2 separate regions of the Mus musculus genome follow, and region 2 is linked to region 1. A link is a contact called in ENCODE Hi-C or POLR2A ChIA-PET data. All regions are on one chromosome and are shown on one strand. Each heading gives the region's core, a stretch centred on a gene start or an enhancer-like site at or near the end of the contact. The rest is flanking DNA. Distances are from core to core; before and after follow the strand shown. Region 1 holds the start of Actn4 (actinin alpha 4). Region 2 overlaps Actn4 (actinin alpha 4).

Region 1 (3,779 bases), core at 694-3,193:
CCCCTAGTGACTGCAGACAGCATACAAGCTGACAGTCCGACTGGGCCACAGTTACACCAGGTCCCACCTCAGGCTTTCCAGGCACTGCAGCTTCTCCCACCATTGACCCTCCAGACTGGGTGACTGGACCCAGCCATATAGCAACTTCCCTGCCCCCCCCCGGGGGGGGGCATCTGGTAAATGTCATCAAACCGGCTCTCTCCCACACCCTCAGGGCCCCGCTCCCAACTCCCAAAGTCCCAACTCCACGCACATCCCGTCTGCAGAGTCACCAAAAGCACATTCCTGATCGCCCTGAGAGCAAGGGTCTTGTCCTGAAGTCACAGTGCCCATCAGTAAGTTACAAAAAAGTCTCAACCTCTAGAAAGCATGAAGTAGCTTCTAACTTCAATTTTAATTTCCCACTCTCCTCACACTCTTGCGAACCATCCCCCACATTCTCACCCACTCAACACACCCTTCTTTAGCTCTTTCTGCATACACTCACACCCTCTCTCCCATCACTCCTAGCTTCCCTCTCAACCACCCAACACATCTCCACTCCTGGCCTCCTACTCTGACCTCCACTCCATACTGTGGCTTCCCTTTAGCATCGCCCCCACACTCCTAAATACCATCAGGAAATACTATTTTAATACCCCTTCACCTACCCTCCCCATCAAAAGACACTACTCTCCCAGAACACTCATTTCTTCCTCACTCAATGAACCCCCAAGTCTTTTAATCAGGCATTCCTAATCAGACTTCCATTTTCCCAAACTAACCCCCTCCCATTATCCTCCATCCCTGCTCCTACTGTCTTCCACTATTCTCACTGTTGAACTATTTCCCCGTGAACCTGGAACCTTAACTGTTTCACTACCTCTCCCTTCTTCAAAGCACCCACACTCTTTTGGGTCTCCCCATCAATTCTAATTACGCCCCTATCCTTTTCTTTTTACAGCAAGGCGCCCTCAATAAATCTCACCCTCCTCACACAAACATCTTTTTTGTTCCTAGGCCCCTAACTTCTGTCCTGAACACCTACCTTCTCAGACCCCTAGTCCCATCAGACCATCTTAACACCTACTCACCACACACCCTAGCCCATGCAGGCCCCCCTCCCTGTCTCAGGATTCCACAATCCTCTCCTTAGTGCCCCCTTTTTACCTTTCCTGATTCTTCATCTCTTCTAGAACCACCCCCCAACACACACACACACACACACACACACACACTAAGGCTTCCTGCAATTCCAATCTCTTCTTCAGACTCTCTGCACTCCAGACTATCTCCTCCATACTAGGATTCCCAAACCAAATACTATCCAGGCTCACCAATTCCCTTCCTGGACCCCATTGCTTGCCTGGGCCCCATCAATGCTTCCTCTGATCCAACAATCTCGCCTTAAAACCTAGTTCCATTGCAACCTCCCGAATCATCATCTCGTTTGTCCCAGTTCCCCGTGTCTCCTACCTGGCCGCCACTTCCCCCCTCCCCCTCCAGATTCCCAATTGCTTCCTTAAGCTCTGTAATCCCTCTCCGGGACTGCAAACCCGTTCCCGAACCCGCCAATTGTCTCCCAGGACCCTCCTCCAGGCCTCCCCGCCACGCGCAGGACGCCACCCAGCCCGGGTCACGGGCCGCGCACCTTGCGCTGCTGCTTCTCCCAGGCCGGGTCCAACAGCAGGTCCCGGTCCCAGTCATCCTCCTGGGCCATGTAGTCGCCCATGCTTCCGCCGCCACCCGCGCCATTGCCGCCGCCGCTGTTCGGGCCGTACTGGTACGCCTGGTTCGCTGCGTGGTAGTCCACCATTCCGCCGCCTTTCGCTAGCCCGCCAGCCGGTCCGCTACCGCCTCAGCTCCCGCCCCTGTGCCGGAGGCTCCGACTCGGCCGCCGCTTCAGCTGCTTTCAGCCCGCCCAAGACTGACGCCTGCGCAGTTCACTTGCCGCGCCTGCGCACTGCGCTGCCGCCGCCGCCCTCCCGCGCGCGCGCACCTGAGGAGGCCCCGGGCTCTCGGCGCCGGCGCAGAACGCACCTCCGGCTGCCCGCCCAGCGTGGGAGCCCAGGCGCTTCTAGCGGGAACGCGCGCGTCACCCCGTGTGGGCGGGGCCCAAGTCATGAATGATTCATAAGGCGGGGCTCCTCATCCGGCTTTAACCTGTTTCGGGGTGGAATGTGTTCCCATTCAGCCATTCAGACATAATCAAGATTTATTTGGCTGCCTGCTATGTGTGAGACCGTGTTTTCTGCCTTGGCATTAAAGAAGTCAGGAAAAGTCCCCACCCTTTCGAAACTATATACTATAAACCTTGCACGATGGAACGTGGGATCTCTGTTCTCAGGCCGCAGAGACTGAACGACAGATAACATGTTGGAGCTTGGGTTACACAGGAAGACCAGTCTTAAATTAAATAAATAATCGAGCTTAAAACTGGGCATGGTGGGCCGGACAGTGTTGGCGCACGCCTTTCATCCCAGCACTTAGAGGCAGAAGCAGGTGGATTTCTGAGTTCGAGGCCAGCCTGGTCTACAGAGTGAGTTCCAAGACAGCCAGGGCTCCACAGAGAAACCCTGTCTCGAAACAAACAAGCAAACAAATAACTGGGCATGGTGACACATACCTTAGATCCCAACTGGAGGTGTGGACAGGAGGGTTCAAGGCCAGACTTACTTAGTACACAGCGAGTTTGAATCTAGTGTGGGCTACATGAGGACCCTGTCTTAAAAAAAGAAAAGAAAAGAAACTCTAGAATGGGCTGGATTTGTAAAGTCTTCTGGGAAAAGGGAAAAGGTAGATATTTAAAGAAACTCTTTCAAAGATACGTCGAGTTAGATTGGACTGGGATAGCTAGTTAGCAGGGAAGGCAAGGGGTCCTTTTGGACTTGTCTATCTTCATTCTCGCAGCAAATACTATGCACCTACTACATGCAGCCACTTTCCAACTACGGACAGCATGGTAAGCCAGGTCAGTTATCAAACGACTAACTTTGTAGGAGAGATGGGCAACAATAAGAATTATGGAAACCAGGCATGGTGGTGTATTAATCCCAGCACTCAGGAGGCAAAAGCAGGCAGAGCACTGAGTTTGAGGCCAGCCTGATAGACAGAGTGAGTTCTAGGATAGCCAGAAAAACCCAGTCTCAGAGGGGGAAGTGGGGGTAGGTAGAGGAGAAAAGAAACACACACGGAATAATAATAGTGCCTCATTGAAGGCCATCTGATAACCAGAGGGGCCATCTCCATCTTGAAAGGTGACTTCCTGCTTCCAGCTGCTCAGGAAACCTTAATCCTCCCTTATAGGGCTTCTTACAAAGAGGCAGCCAGCAGCCACCATTCCAAGCCTTCTTCCTGCCACCCCCACTCTTCTGCCTCCAGCCTTTGGGTTTGATTTCTTTGAAATTTACATGTATTTATTGTGTGGGTCAGGGGTGCCCATGTCATGTGTGCTGGTCAGAGCTCATCTGTGCTTCTACCACCTGGGGTCCTAGGGGTCAGACTCAGGTTGACCGGCTCGGTTGCAAACTCCTTAACAACTGAAGCATTTGGAGCTGTTGGTTTGGTTTTGTTTGAAACAGGGCCTGAGCTGGGCATGGTGGTGCACACCTTGAATCCCAGCACTTGGGAGGCAGAGGCAGATGAATTTATGAGTTGGAGGCCAGCCTGGTCTACAGAGTGAGTTCCAGGACAGCCAGGGCTCTACAGAGAAACCCTGTCTCGAAAAACAAAAACAAAAACAAACAAACAAAAAAACAAAAAAAAGAAAGAAAGAAAGAAAAAGGAACTGTTTAAAAAAA
Region 2 (3,754 bases), core at 198-2,697, 38 kb before region 1:
GAACAAGTGGCTGCAGTCACCACTGCTCCATGCAGCAGGATAAGTGAGGGGGTTCTAGGGTTGAAAAGGGACATTAAAAATTCATAGCTTTTTTATACTTGGTCACAAAAATAACACTCTGCTCAGATTCTTTCTCTCCGTTCCCAGTACATATTAGCACTGTGAGGTGGACGGCAGAGGGTGGTTTCTATAGCTGGAGGCCTCACTCCCTGTGCCCACCCCAACTTCCTCCTCTGTGCTCAATTCCCAGGCCTACTTGCAACAATCCAGTTGCCTGGAGTCAGCCATCTGCTATGTTTCTGTCTCTAGGCCAGGCCTGTGGAGTGAGTACCTAGCGGGAATCAAGCCCTGACAGAAAAGACGGACAAGGAAGCTTTAATCCCAGCACTCAGAAGGTAGAGACAAGTAGATCTCTGTAAGTTCAAGGCCAACCTGGTTAACATAAGACAACCAGGGTTATGTAGAGAGACCCTGTTTCAAAACAACCAAACCAAACCAAACAACAACACCGCACCACCAGATAGAAACTGAGTTAGCATACTCCTCACCCTTAGCAGGGCCAGTGCACAACCAATCAATCCAGTCACATTCCACATCAAGCATCCCTTAGCAGTGAGGAACAATCACTACAGCAGATTTGTCACAAGCAGCTCACTGGCAGCCCCAGTCCACATGCCTGCCCCACAGCAGCATGTCTACTCTCACACAGCTCAGTGAAGCAGTACTAGTACTGCTCCTAGTTAACACAAGAGAAAATGGAGAGCTTTGGCCGAGGCAGCTGCCCACACCAGTCATACCCATTGAGAGAGAGAGAGAGAGAGAGAGAGAGAGAGAATGAGAATGAATGAATATATATGCAGCAGCGGTGAGGGAATCACAAAGAATAAGACACAAATGGAAGCAGAACCTGCTCAAATTCAGGAGCAAGAATAAAGAATGACAGCAGGACAGCTTCCTGGGTCTTGCAAAGATCACATGGAGTGTATATAAAAAGCAGGAGGCCAGTGTGCTAGAACCAGGAAGAAAAGAAAGATGCAGAGAAAGTAGAAACTTTCTTCTGGCAAGAGGAGGGCAGAGAAGCCACGTCAAGAATGCCTGGTGTGACTTAGATGCAGACTCACGCCTCAGTGTCACTGGGGAGAAGCCAGAGTGTCTGCATGGGCTGTAAGCAACTGAACTGGTTCTGGAGAGTCTGCAGACTTCATCAAGAAGGTGCTGTTCCTGCTGAAGCAGGCAAAGCCCTTTTGGGGCTGCCATGCTGCTCCCGGCCAGAGGCACGGTAAAAAGGCAGCCGCAGCCGGAGGAGAGGGGAAGCTCAGTGCTCAGCACAACTTTAGGTGAGGCCAGGGCTGAGCTGGGTACAGTGAGCAGCCTCCTTAGGGACCCTAGCTAGGGTTGGGGGAGGGGAAGAAAGCTTGGCATCACTGGTCATAAAGTCCTTCCTGTGTCACAGGGTCCCCTCCCAGCCATCAGGATGTGGGGCGGCTGGGTAAATGAATGATGGATATTGTTTGTGAGGTGACTTAAGCGGCCAGGAATGTGGCAGCAGTGGGCTTTAATGAGCCTTTCATTGATGGAGACGCCTCCCCCAACCCGGAGAGGTGAGCTCTCTCTGGGTTGTCCCTGAGCAAGAAAGAAAGCAAACACTCCCAAAGCCAGTGGCCAAGTGCCATAGCAGGCTGGGATGGCAAATACAAGGATGACCCTTGACAGTATGCAGTTGGCCCAGCTGGAATTGTCCCTTCTATTTTCTTTTTCATTCCCCAATACAAAAGTCGTTCTTTGCACCAGCACAGAACAAAAAGCCCTGTAATGTCTGTCTGAACCTAAGAGACAGGCTGTGATGTGTTCCAAGGCTAGGGCACACATGCTGGCCCTGATGTGAAGGGACAAAGAGTTTGGTCTACCCAGCACACCACACATGTGGGTTCCATCAACCTCTCACTTGACACAATTTTAGGATAAACTGTTCAATACCTCAAGATTCACAACCGCCAGCCCCCGTTCTGCACTGCCACCCACTCAGCAAGCCAATCAATCCACTGCCTGACCCAAAGAGACTGAACTGCACTTCCCTTGGCCTAGGGTGAACTGAAGTTGCCCACAGCAACCTCCCCCAAGGAACACAGAGGCCAGGGGTCCTGGGGTTTCAAACCTCATCTCTGAAATACCGTGTTGGGTGTGTTGGGTCTGTAGCTCCGCTGGGGCACCGGCTGCTTTGAGGGAGAGGGCGCCATCCCACCTCCTGAAGTCCCACCTTGTCTGCTGTGGCCTCTGACAGTGCCCATGCCTCCTGCTTCCATGGGTCCTCAGACAGGACATCCAGGACTTGGCCATGGAGAGATGCAGTTATTTATTTCTATGGTAAATAGCCACCTTTGTTATCGCCTATCTGCCAGGCGCAGGCCAAGCTGGACCCAGTGAGACAGCTTTTCACTTCCTGAAAGCAGAGACTGCTCCTGGGCCCTGGGCCTTGTCACTAACTATAAAGGTACTTTCAGGGCTCGGCCTTCTGGAATCTAGGTTACCAGCTGCCCAGGCAAAGAGGTGATCACTTTGCTAGTTTCTAAGGCCTCTGAAATGGGCTGTGAGTGATACAAAGGTCCATTACCTGCACCAGATCCCTGAGGGATGGAACCCAGGGGCCACAGCAACACAATACAAATAGCCTTGAAGCACAGGGAACCGGGGACACACTGCTGAAATGGCAGGACACTGAGTCCAGCCTAGACCAAGGGCAGAACAGGCTGCGGTATGACTGCCCCACGACAACACGGCCTAACTTTAAAGCAATTCCAGTGAACCATGGCAGCTTCTCCTGTTCTGAAGTTGCCTTATTCGGCGTTTTCTCGGCCTTCATGACAAAGCTGATTTCCATTTGGAGGAGAGGCATAAATACTGCAGAGTGCAGTCGTGAGCATTCCAAAGGTCCTGCGTGTCTATCCAGGAACCAGCTCCCCCAACCCCTCCCTGCAGCCCGGGTTCCAGCCAGGGCCAATCTCTTTCAAGGGTGTCAAAGAACATGCACGCCCCTACGGACTTTGGAGTGTAATCTTTCCTCATGAGACATGCTGGCCTAAGGCTTTCTTCTGGTTTGTCACAGAGCTGGCTGAGTGTCACCACTCAGAACTCCCTTCAAATGTCACCATTTCAGGAGGCTTTCCCTGAGGACAACCTCCATGAAGCTATCACTTTACTCTCCTTTATCTACAACACCTATTATTGGAAATTGCATTATCTGTTCACAAGTAGTCTCCTTACCAACTATAACAAGAATCTAATGAATTTGTCTGAGGACTCTTCTTGGGGGAATGGAGTCTTACAATGATGCTCTGTTGAGTCCTAGGATTAGGGCTTTTCATAGTCAGCCATTTAGCACCTAATGGTTTCTTTTGTTTGTTAGTCAGATACAGGGTCTCACATAGCCCAGGTTAGCCACACACACACACACACACACACACACACACACACACTCCTCCTGCCGCAGTCTTCCAAGTGCTAGGAGTGCAGGCATGTACATCAGTCTGGGCTTCACTGTTTCTGTTCCTATCCTATACTGCAAATCATTTTGTGGGGAAGAAATTGCAAATATATATACTCTGTCAAGGAAGCTGAGGAAGACAATGCTGGTCTGTCACTCTAGTGGAGGAGAGGCCAGCCTGAACTACAGAGTAAGACTGTCTCAAAAAAAACCAACAACAAAACTCAGCAGCCTCCACTGCCTGGTAGAGTCAGAGATCAATAGAAGTGCTAT

Evidence for each region. Hi-C counts contacts between places; a loop is a spot of excess contacts on that map. ChIA-PET counts read pairs that join two places held with the same protein, here RNA polymerase II (POLR2A).
Region 2: a map of heart shows a loop between it and region 1 (2.4-fold over the local background). The contact joins the enhancer-like site here to the promoter of Actn4 in region 1. A Hi-C loop is called at or near these places in 15 of 37 maps with a recorded cell type or tissue (Patski, adrenal gland, gastrocnemius and 2 more). POLR2A ChIA-PET finds 5 or more read pairs at or near these places in 4 of 5 experiments (Patski and embryonic stem cell).

Annotation. Positions count from the first base shown.
Region 1 is chr7:28,960,389-28,964,167 of GRCm38, forward strand. It overlaps Actn4 (actinin alpha 4), which reads right to left and starts at 1,944. Exons shown (of 21, transcript NM_021895.3): 1 at 1,631-1,944. The coding sequence starts at 1,795.
Region 2 is chr7:28,922,549-28,926,302 of GRCm38, forward strand. The region is part of intron 1 of Actn4 (actinin alpha 4); the gene reads right to left. Among named protein-coding and RNA genes, the nearest start is that of Gm38978, 3.0 kb to the right of the region's middle. Within about 2 kb of position 1,448, at least 1 of the 3 ENCODE cell types and tissues checked has a DNase peak (open chromatin) inside an H3K27ac peak, as active enhancers do; it is heart, where a contact is called at or near this core.